2 separate regions of the Mus musculus genome follow, and region 2 is linked to region 1. A link is a loop called in an ENCODE intact Hi-C map of the cell type or tissue named here. Cell type or tissue: left cerebral cortex. All regions are shown on one strand. Each heading gives the region's core, and the rest is flanking DNA. Links, peaks and the distances in the headings are about the cores only.

Region 1 (5,390 bases), core at 176-5,175:
ACCCCTTTTAGGTATATACCAGCCACTGTTTTTTTGGTATATGTTATCTCAAGAGATTTTTTATCTCACATGGCAGCTCTATGTAGTCAGTCATGTTTAGAGTACACTGTTAAAAAAGCATTCTGAGACTATTTAGTTTAACATTGTTCATTTTTAAGAATGGGTATAGATGATTTTAACCAGTATTTATCACTGAAGTAATAATAGAGCAATGTCTTATTTCAAGTCGATATATTTTTGGTCTATATACCTCATTTATTTATGTAAATTTTCTGTCCTCTGTTTAGTCTGGAAAAAAAAAAGGAAAGAGAGTGTGTCTCTTCTTTCTGGATGTCATGATGCTCTCCATCTTAGAAGCCGTCCTCCCTGTGTCTAACCTCGCTCTTCCCACTGTGCTCTTCACCTTAGCACTCTGCATAGCCAGTCTCAAAATTAACACTGATTCCTTTTCTTTCTTCTTCTTCTTCTTCTTTTTTTTTTTTTTTGAAAAAAAAAAAGAAAAGAATTTAAGAGTCAAAAGATAGGGGAAAGGGTTGAGAAATTCCACCTTTTAGGCCATGCAATCAAGAGCTTCCAACAACTACAGGCGACTGTACTTGGGCTGATGACTTTTTTGTATTGATTTTGAGTTGAACTGTGTTTTTAAAAGAGTGTTCAGAGTTTAGCATTAGCTCTAAGTGGAGTTCATCTCTACTGAAATTTTGTGCATGTAGACAGACAGACAGACAGATAGCGAGCTAGCTGTAATGATGAGACAAGTATGGTTAAACCTGGGCTACATGAGCAACCACATTGACTATCTATATTTGACGGAGTTATCCATTCTGTCACATAATGACTCCTGATATGTATCAGCTCTTGGTGCTAAGCATGGACAATAACCAAAATGTCTGGTTTTGCTTGAGGGTTTTAAGCCTACATTCTAGTCAAAATTAGAAATATAAGTTTTAGATTTCTTTTCTGTATGAGGCATAGGTTTGTTAACAGTTACTGACTTTTTTAATTAGCATGACACAAAACATCAAATATTTATAATTCAAAACACAGAGGTCTTAAAATTGCATACTGAAAGCATATTTCAAACAGAGCAAATTTTATATTAGCTAACTATTCTTTTCTTCTATATATAAGGTGTCTGGCTTTTGTCTTTATCCAAAGTAAGTAAAATTTGAGGTATATAGACTTCAGAGTTTAAGGACATATGTAATTTTAGAAAGTTCTTTTGTGAGGGATATTTCTTTTGACTTAAAATTATTCAAAACCTTTGACAGATTCTTTACTAAAGCTATATTATGCAGTTGTTTTTAATTTCTTCTCTAAACAAAGTTCAAATTGTTCATCTTTCAGATCTTGACAGAGCAAGTCTGTACTCAAGTTGTGCATAAACCACACCCGGAGCCAGACTCCACAGTCAAAATCCAGAATCCAAGTAAGCAGAAGCCGCTCCTCCCGCGGCGCGGCAGCGCGGCCGTTACACGGTGACATGTGGGACCAAACCAGAGCCTCTCGTGACTGCGTTCCTTCTGGTGGCCCCACTTTAGGACAGGGACAGCTCCACTCGGAGCCAAGTATTGAGTTGAAAATTAGTGAATGTGGTGCTACGTCTTGGTGACATTTTAAAATTTTAATTCAGAATTTGTTTGTATATAGTGATTCTTAAGGTGGTGGCAACTTTGTTAAAGAACTCAACACCAAGTGCAGAATTGATGGAAGTCCGTCGGCTGTTTTTATCCGACATGATTAAGCTTTTCAGTAACAGCCGTGAAAATAGAAGGTAAAAAACAGTCTGATTTTTATTCTAGATTAATATTTTTTATGTTCTTGATTTTCCATAACTTTCGAATGAAAAATTCAAATAATTTGTTAAATTCTCTTAAATCATTTTAAAAAGGCTTGCGTTTCTTAGAAGCAATTTATTTCATCCTACTTTATCAGTTGTATATGCTTTTATTTAGTTGTCCTAGTACACACACACACACACACACACACACACACACACACACACACACACACACACATATGAATATACAGATGAACACTTTTGTACTTATGCTGTAGCCACTATCTCTCACATCTCCCTATCAGCAACAGTGCCTTTAATTCTCATTATGTTGGGTGTGTCCATATTCACTGATGTTGTCCTGCCATGCATTTAAGATATCCTAGCTCAGACATGATGTACAGCCTGAGTCCTTGAATATGTGTCTGGTCATTTCCTAAGTTTCTAACGCATTTTTGTATTGTGTGTGAAGCATTTTGGTGCCCACACTAGCACAGTTGGGTTGGGGGTGCTGTAGAGCCAGTCGAGAGCACCGTGAGTGTTAGCAGTGAATTATTACTGCGAACACGCAGAAGCTAAAGCTGTCTCTCGACAGGAGAGGTAGGGAGGGATTTGATTTATAATTCAAGTTCTCTAAGAAAGAAAGAAATTGATAGAGGTTATAGAATGCAGAATACAGAGAATAATCGTGTACTTGGCTTATATTTTCATCACTTTAAGTTTCAAAGTAGTAAATTATAATTTTGATAATTTTAATGAGGTCTTTTTCATTTTCTTTTTAGATGCTTACTGCAATGTTCAGTGTGGCAGGACTGGATGTTTTCTCTTGGCTATATCAATCCAAAAAGTTCTGAGGAACAGAAGATTACTGAGATGGTCTACAACATTTTCCGGATTCTTTTGTATCATGCAATAAAATATGAATGGGGAGGCTGGAGAGTCTGGGTGGACACACTCTCAATAGCCCATTCCAAGGTAAGGGGATTTGGCTTCTTCTGTCATTGAAGTTTCAGCCAGGAAGTAAATGGCTATAAACTCTCATCTGGTGCCACCTAGTGGACATTCTCAGTCATGGCTCCTTCCTTGATCCTAATTTTGACTTTGTCCTTTCTTTGCCCTTTGGTGAGCCTGAAGGTGGTTTAAGATCACTTAACTTACTCGGAGGCAAAGGCAGGTGGATTTCTGAGTTTGAGGACAGCCTTATCTACACAAAGTGAGTTCCAGGACAGCCAGGGCTATACAGAGAAACCCTGTCTCAAAAAACAAACAAACAAACAAACAAACAAACAAAAAAACCTTATGAAGTCTGTAAATTATGAATTTTGTTTTAATAGCACTTTAAGTAAGTGTGTCTGTTTGTGTGTGTGTGTCGGGGGCAGGAGGAGGTGTTCGTGTGTAGGTGTGTGAGTGCATGCAAGCACTTGCTGAGTCTGGGAGCCAGAAGATAGTTTTCAGGAGTTGGTTCTCTGCTTACAGTTACAGGTTCCAGGGATTGAACTCTGGTCTTTCGGCTTGGAGGCAACGCCTTTCCTTAATGAGCCATTTCATGTCCTCTCAATTGGAAAATTTACTATATATGTTTGTAGCCAGCATGAGAACCAGTTGCTTTTTAACTGAACCATATTCAATTCTTACAAGCATATTTCATGAAATAGTAGCTGAATAGTACTTTTAAAGATGTTTTTGAAGTAATCAGATTTCTTTTCATTCTAAAATAAGTAATAAATACATTCAAAAGGGGCTTGGTTGACTTGAATTTGGATCCCCATCGTGGCTGCACACACTTTGTTCGCCCCAAGTGCTGGAGAGCCCGATGGGTAGATCCCAAGGACTCTCAAGCCAGCCGGTCTGTCTAGCCAAAACCATAGAGCCCAGGTCAGTACAAAACGCTGTGTCAAAAATGAGTTGCCACATGAAATTGAGGAAGGCATCTCAGTGTCAGTGACCATGATAGATACATAGTTTTCTTGATTCCGTGTTTGTTTAGTTCTGCCTGGCTGGAATTTGCTGTGTACACTAACATTTAAGACTGGTTTCACTCACAGAGGTCTGTCTGCTTCTGGCTTCCTAGTATTGGCATTAAAGGCATGCACCTTAAAGTAATATTTTTAATTGTGTTGTTGTAGTTAGTGCTCTATTGCTATGAAGATACACCATGACCAAGGCAACACTTATAAAATAAAGCATTTAATTTGAGGCTTGCTTACAGTTTCAGAGGTGAGTTCATTGTCATGGAGGGGAGCATGGTGGCAAGCAGGCAGGCATGGTGCTGGAGGAGGAGCTGAGAGCTACATCCCGATCCATAGGCTTTAGCACTGGGCCTGTTATGGGCTTTGGAAACGTCAAAGCCCTCTCCCAGTGTCACACTTTCGTCAACAAGGCCACACCTCCTGATCCTTTTAATCTGTTTCAAATACTCCTTGGTGACTAAGCATTCAAATATATGTCCCCATAGGGACCATTCTTATTCAAACCAATACATATAAAGCATGTTTTAACATTTCATTTAACATTTTTAACACTTAAATGTTAAAACATATTTTAACAGTGAACACTTAATTCTAAATTATGTTTCTCCATATTAAATTTTAAATACCATTTATCTTTGGCAAGGAGAGTAGTTGATGTATGTGCATGTTATGTTCTACTGATTCAAAGCTGTGGCTCTTCTACCTGTAACATCACAGAAGAGCCATGAACATACAGAATTAGGTTGTTCGTTTATGTTGCAATTAAGTTTTGCGATTTAGAAAGTTCATATAGTTATTTTAATAGGAATTAGAAAAATTATTTTAGAGACCAAATAATATATATTTTAGGCTTTCTGGTCTGCCTCTGATGAAGCTGCTTGACTCATTTGTGTAGTGTGAGAGCAGACAGAGAGGAAAGTATCACAAAAAAATTATTTATCAGAATAGATGACAAGCAGATTATGGCCATGGGTAACAGTTGCCAGGTCCCGTGACTGAGGAGATTTTTCTGTAGGAAACAGATTTCATATGATGGCACTCTTTAAGAAAGGTCAACCAAAATAGCTTGTTAATGTAAATTAATTTTGTGTGCCTATAAGGAGAGATTTTTTTAATATTAGAAAAATTTAGAAGAATTTATGCCTGTTATAGTCCTACATTTTTCAACATACACACCTTGTATTTGCCATTGCTTTAGTAAGTTTTAATGTAACAATGAAAAAGACATTGCAAGTTCTTGTACAGAACATATTGCGCTGTTTCTAATTCAGTCACCCGTTTGCACTTAAAACTGATGCAGTGCCTTAACAATGTCTGGTGAGAATACTGTCATTGTAATAGTAGTTTTAATGTTGAATATTATCATCTGACTAGTCCTTAAGCCTAAACAGTGTTCACAGATGATATATCATATGATATTGGGTAGCATTGGAATATTTAACCTCTACAAAGGAGCTTTGAAATTGCAGTTACACATGTGGATAGAGACAAGTCAAGAAACAGTGTATCACTGTATTTCATCATTGTTTCCAATTACGTAATAAAACTGAATCTTTTATTATTTAATCAAACTAAATCTTAAAATTCCTAATACCATTTAGCTTATATCATGGTAACTTTATTGCTCTTATTTCTCCCTT
Region 2 (5,390 bases), core at 240-5,239, 650 kb before region 1:
TTCCCCCCCCCCCCTCAGTGCAGCTAATAATCTTTCCTAACCAGACTTAGTTGTCTCTTTCATGTTTTTTCCCTCTGGATATTATCTTTGGTTTAAGCATAATTGACAGTTTCCATCATGGAAGGTAGAGTTATGAGCAGTCTGAAATCCACTTTACTATGTAAAACCACCTTACTATGTAAAACTATGTTATCAGGAGAATGGTGTGATTTCCTAGGACTGCTCAGCTCCCTCATTTATAAATAGGGGTAAAATAGTATCTGTTCCATATGATTAGAAAGAGTTTGAAGTAAAACAGACCATTAGAAAAGCTGAGCATAGCAGCAGCCGTGGTAAACCCAGTAAGGTATCTGCTGTTATTTTGTGAGCATTGAGATTCTTCCTGTACTTGCATTCTGCAATTATGTATCCTCCTTGTTTTCTTGGTTCCTTTTCATTCCTTGCTTATCCCAGATATTTATGGAGTAAGATAATATGAGATGGAGTTTGCCTTCAGGGAATTTCAGTTTAAGATCTTTTATCATTTCAATATTTATGTCTCAAGGATCAAGGCCTCATGTGCTCCTTATAAATCTTGGGCCTTCTGTTTTTATTTCTTCCTTCCTTTATGCTTTGGCATTCTTCATGATAAGGTTCAAACTCTGGAAACACACACACACACACACACACACACACACACACACACACACACAGAGAGAGAGAGAGAGAGAGAGAGAGAGAGAGACTATATAAGTTACCTTACTCTGAGTTAAAGCAACCCCCGAATAGATTAGTTTAGAGCCATGCCGGTGTACTAGTCCTGTAAGTCTGAGTAGGCTGGAATATTCTGATCTAGAGCATCTTGGCTGGTTTTAGATCGTCAGCTTGGCCTCACTGATGATGATATATGTTGAAACTTGGAGAATGAAGATGAAGATCCTTGGCAGGTGTCCTTCTATTGACCCTTCTAACAAGCAAGCTTGGAGGAAGCATTATAATTGAAGTAGGATAAACACTGCCCTTGTTACTCATCCCTCTATCATCCCACAAAACAAGTCTTTTAGTACCTTTGGCCATGTGGCCTACCTCTTAGGAATCAGATAATCGCCCTTGATCAACATGGCCCACCCTCTATCAGGTCACTGCTTTGACTCTTTTCAGTGGAACTCAGGCTGTGTATGTGTGAATCAGAATTGCATTTGCTATGGCAAAGTGCCTGACAGGGCAACATTAAAGGTTCAGTTTAGTGTTTAGTCTGCAGCTCTGCATCTTCTGAGCCTTTGGTGAAGCTGAAAATCATGGCACCAAGAAAGTATGGTAGAAGCTGCTCACCTCATGGTGGACAGAGAGTGATAAAAGAGGTCCAAATGCTGTATACCAATCAAGAGCACACCCCAAAAAGATTGACTTTCTCTAACTACACTTTCTGCTAAAGGTCCTAGGACCTTCTTAAAGAAAAACTACCAGTGGCATAAGAACTTGTAGAATACATTTCATACTCAAGACATACACATAACTTTTTTATGACCAAGTGATCCTTGCATGTTACAGAGAATCATTCCTGAAAAATAGCCTATAGGTTGCAAGTACCACCTTTCTTTTAATGGTAAACTAATAGCTAACAAGGAGGTCTTTTCAGGATCTGAGATGAAGACAGCATGTGTGACTCAAGTGATCTCTTTTTTGATAAAACACTACTCCATCTCTTCCACAAATTATATTTAATAGTAACCCTAGAAATTGTTTTTCAGTTTATTTTACACCTACTTCTTCATTTGAATTACTTATCTACTTAATATATGTAGGTAATATTTTCTTTCTAAGTCTCTAACTTACCTTGTTTGAAATAATGGTAAGAATAGATAAATAAGCATTCACTGATAATTTAGTATACACTGGGAAACATGCAAAGATTTATGTAGAATTATTTTCTTTAATCCTCACAACAACCCCCAGGGAGGTTGGATTATCCTCCCCTAGAGAGAGAACTGAGTTTCAGAAATCTGCCATGGTCACCCAGGAAGTCAGTCTCAGGATGGAAGAGAAAAGAGGGGCAATCCACACTCAGCAGCCAACCACAATGCAAAGGAATTTCTCACTCCTACACTATTCTCAATGCACATACCACTGTGCTCTCCGCTGGAGCCAGGTATTCTTCATCAGAACCTAGAGAGGTCAGGTGCTATCCCTACAAACCTGCCAAGACTCTTTATGTGTCATGTCTGAACTCCTTTCTAACCAACCCTTCAGTTTTGAATGGAATAAGAAGAACTGAATAAAACTGAGGAACTATTCAATTTCTCAGAAGAATAACCTTGATTGTCATGTTTTCAAAAATGGGTACCGGGGACCGATGTTTTTCTATGGGTGAGGACATAATAAACAGATAAAATGGGATTTTATAATGGATGAGCCATGTTCACTGTGATATTTCACTGCTGTACAACATCACTACACAACTATAAACAGTGTAACTTCATCAGAAGTAATGAATTATCTGTAAAAATATTGTAATGAAAAGCCTAAGGATTGCTGTTTCTATAGTGGAGATAAACACAAATAATGTTATTGATAATGTAAGTATAATTGAAAACTGAGTTGAACTGGGCATGGTGGTACAACCCCGTAACCCAGAGTTTCAGAAGTCAAGGCAGAAGGATAGGCCAGCCAAGGAAGTTCTGGGCCAGCCAAAGCTGGAAAGTCCGATTGAGAGAGAACATAATGCCAGAAATACAAGGAAACATTCCCTCTCTGATGCTTATGTAGCCCAGGACATAGAGAGAACCCAATCCCACTCCCAAGTGTATTAACTTCCACTGATTTATATCAATACAAAGGGAACTCTGGGTTTTCATGAAAAGATCTTGAAAGCTAAGAGAGATTTTCATTTGAGATGTGTCCGAGCTCATTTAAAAAAAAAAACAAAAAAACAAACAGATTTCTCTTGTTTTAAACTGTCATGTTTGGGTCTATTTCCATGAGCGAGCCTACTCTGTCTACTGAATACTGTATATAGAGTGTGATTTTGGATGGCAGCTGAATGGGCTGCAATGGTCCAGGCAGCTTTCAACTGTCTAACATTGTCACATACCACAGTACTGACTGTTAAGTAAGGAAATGTCACATCTTGCTGTCTCAGCCTCAGCCAAGCCTGAGAAACAGCTTGCATTTGCCTGAGGAGGCACAAATTACTCTACCCCTGGGTGACTCACTGGAGGCACAGAATCATAAAGCCATTCTGGGGTCTTTCTCAATTTTCTGACTGAAGTTGGATGGCCCTGAATTGGTTTCTCGAGGCCTCAATAAGATTATGAAAGCCAGTGATTTTATATAATTCATCTGCTCACTCACCTGTGTAGTTTCCACTGACTCCCACAGCAACAGAGCTACAGGTGCCAAGATGGATGCTTTCTTCATACATGGGCTGCCCTGACTAATGCTCTGTTTTATGGGAAAATGTTTTCTTTTTCTCACTGATGAGTATGCAAAGAACAGGTGTATGATAAATACCTATGGTGCGTAGGAGAAGTTTTGCATAGTGGAAGAAACTAGGAATTAGCAAAGGGAAGACAAAGGGAATGAAGCATGGTCCCAGATTTTAGAAATTTACCAAATATCAGAACACTAACTAGTGTAATCACAGCAAACTGATTTCATTAGACACAGTGAGGAATCAGCTGTATCATATTTATGTTAATAAGCCTTTCCAAACCTTTTAAGCATACTCACTACAATATGGAGTTCAGGTTTTCTGTAATAATATAATAACCACCAGAGAGCCAGAGACACCTTGTGAAATGATTGGAGAACTAAATGCCTGTTAATATTTGTATGTGTTTGAGGTTCTCAAGTGGCTTAGGAGGAGATGTTTGTAATGCTTTCTTCTTTATGCTTTAGAATAAAAGTGATATATGGTCACTTAAACAATGAAAGTAAAGTCAGTGTAGAATCTTAGGGTTGACCTGTGGAAGATGAAGGTTCGAATATCTAGGAACTAAAACCATAAAACTATTAGAAAAAACTAAAAGGGGATTTAATGGCATTATGCTTGTTAGTAGTTACTTGAGTGATGGAAAAATAGCTAGGAAGCAAAAGGAAAAAATAAAGTAGACTACATAAAAACATTGAAAACACCCACACATCAAATGACATAGCCAAAAGAGTAAAGCTTATTTGCAGAATAGAAGAAACTGTTTGAAAATCTTATAACTGACAATAGGTTAACAACTAGCACATACAAAGAACTCCAAAAATGTGGCACAAAGAAAAAGAGCTTTAAAATAAATAAATGTACTTTGTCATAGGTAGCTTTAGATTTCAACTTGGCACAAATGTACTAAGCAAGAGTCACCTGAGAAGAGAGTTCAGTAGAGGAATTGTTCAGATCATATTGGCCCATGGCCATGTCCAGGATGTATATGAGGCATTTTATTAATTGATAAATGATATAGAAGGACCTAGCTCATTGTGGGAAGTGCCACACCTATTCTGGGAAGTCTGAGTTGTATAATAAAAGGAGCTGAGCAAGTCAGAGATAGCAAGCCAGTAAGCAGCATTCCTCCATGGTTTCTGCTTCCCTTGAACTCTGACTTCTCTTAATGATGTACTGTGACTTGTAAGATGAAATAATCCCTTCCTTCCATAAATCTCTTTTAGTCACAGTGGTTTATCACAGCAACAGAAAGACTCAAGTAGAAATTCATCCGAAAGAACCACAAATGACAGATTAAGCACATGAGGAGATAGATGTTCAATGTTATTAATAAGAGCACTAGATATTAAAAACACAATGTACCACTTTTTACCTACTGGGAAAGTTATCACACAAACATGCACAGATGCAAAACATGAAGGATAACTCTTGGCAAACAGGCAGAAAATCATAACCCTGTCACTGAACTGGTAATATAAAAATAATATGACCACTATGGAATCCAGAATAGCAGTTTCCCAAATAATGAACTGTAGAATTACCATACTGCCTCTGGGTATAAAACCAAAAGAATGAAAAGCTCATGTATTTGCATGCCCATCATACAGTCAGTCAAGAGGTAGAAATGACCCACTGACAGGTGAATGGACAAACAGGATATGGTTTTACACATAAAACAGAATATGTGAATTTTAAAATGAAGGAGATTCTGATACATAGAACAGGAATGAACACTAAAGAAAATACCTTCAGTAGAAGAATAGATATTATACCCCATCACATCTCTGAGATATGCTCAGCTGTCAAACTCACAGAGACATAGAGTAGAGGCTACAGGGGCTAGATGATAGTGAAATGGAGAATAGTTACTTAACGACTGTGGGGTTCCAGTGTGGGAAGGTAAGACAGGAAGATAAATGGTAATGATGGTTTGCACAACAGCATGAACATAATTTATACCACTGAACTGTACACTTAC

What was found. A loop is a pair of places that touch in the nucleus more often than their neighbours do. Peaks named below come from ENCODE experiments on the same cell type or tissue, not always from the same donor. Only the 100,000 strongest peaks of a DNase experiment are listed, where the experiment ranks them.
Region 2: a loop joins it to region 1, with 2.5 times the contacts of the local background. A loop is called at or near these places in 2 of 42 quality-filtered maps.

The regions. Positions count from the first base shown.
Region 1 is chr3:56,005,601-56,010,990 of GRCm38, reverse strand. Nbea (neurobeachin) reads left to right here. Exons shown (of 58, transcript NM_030595.1): 19 at 1,348-1,429; 20 at 1,651-1,774; 21 at 2,563-2,755. The region is part of intron 6 of Gm31914 (a long non-coding RNA gene); the gene reads right to left. Among named protein-coding and RNA genes, the nearest start is that of Gm22784, 51 kb to the right of the region's middle. In left cerebral cortex, for the core only: a CTCF peak has its summit at 2,839 (motif pointing left); a DNase peak (open chromatin) is centred at 2,818.
Region 2 is chr3:56,658,455-56,663,844 of GRCm38, reverse strand. No RefSeq gene overlaps it. Among named protein-coding and RNA genes, the nearest start is that of Gm32237, 37 kb to the left of the region's middle. In left cerebral cortex, for the core only: no CTCF peak of the experiment used is centred there; a DNase peak (open chromatin) is centred at 3,095.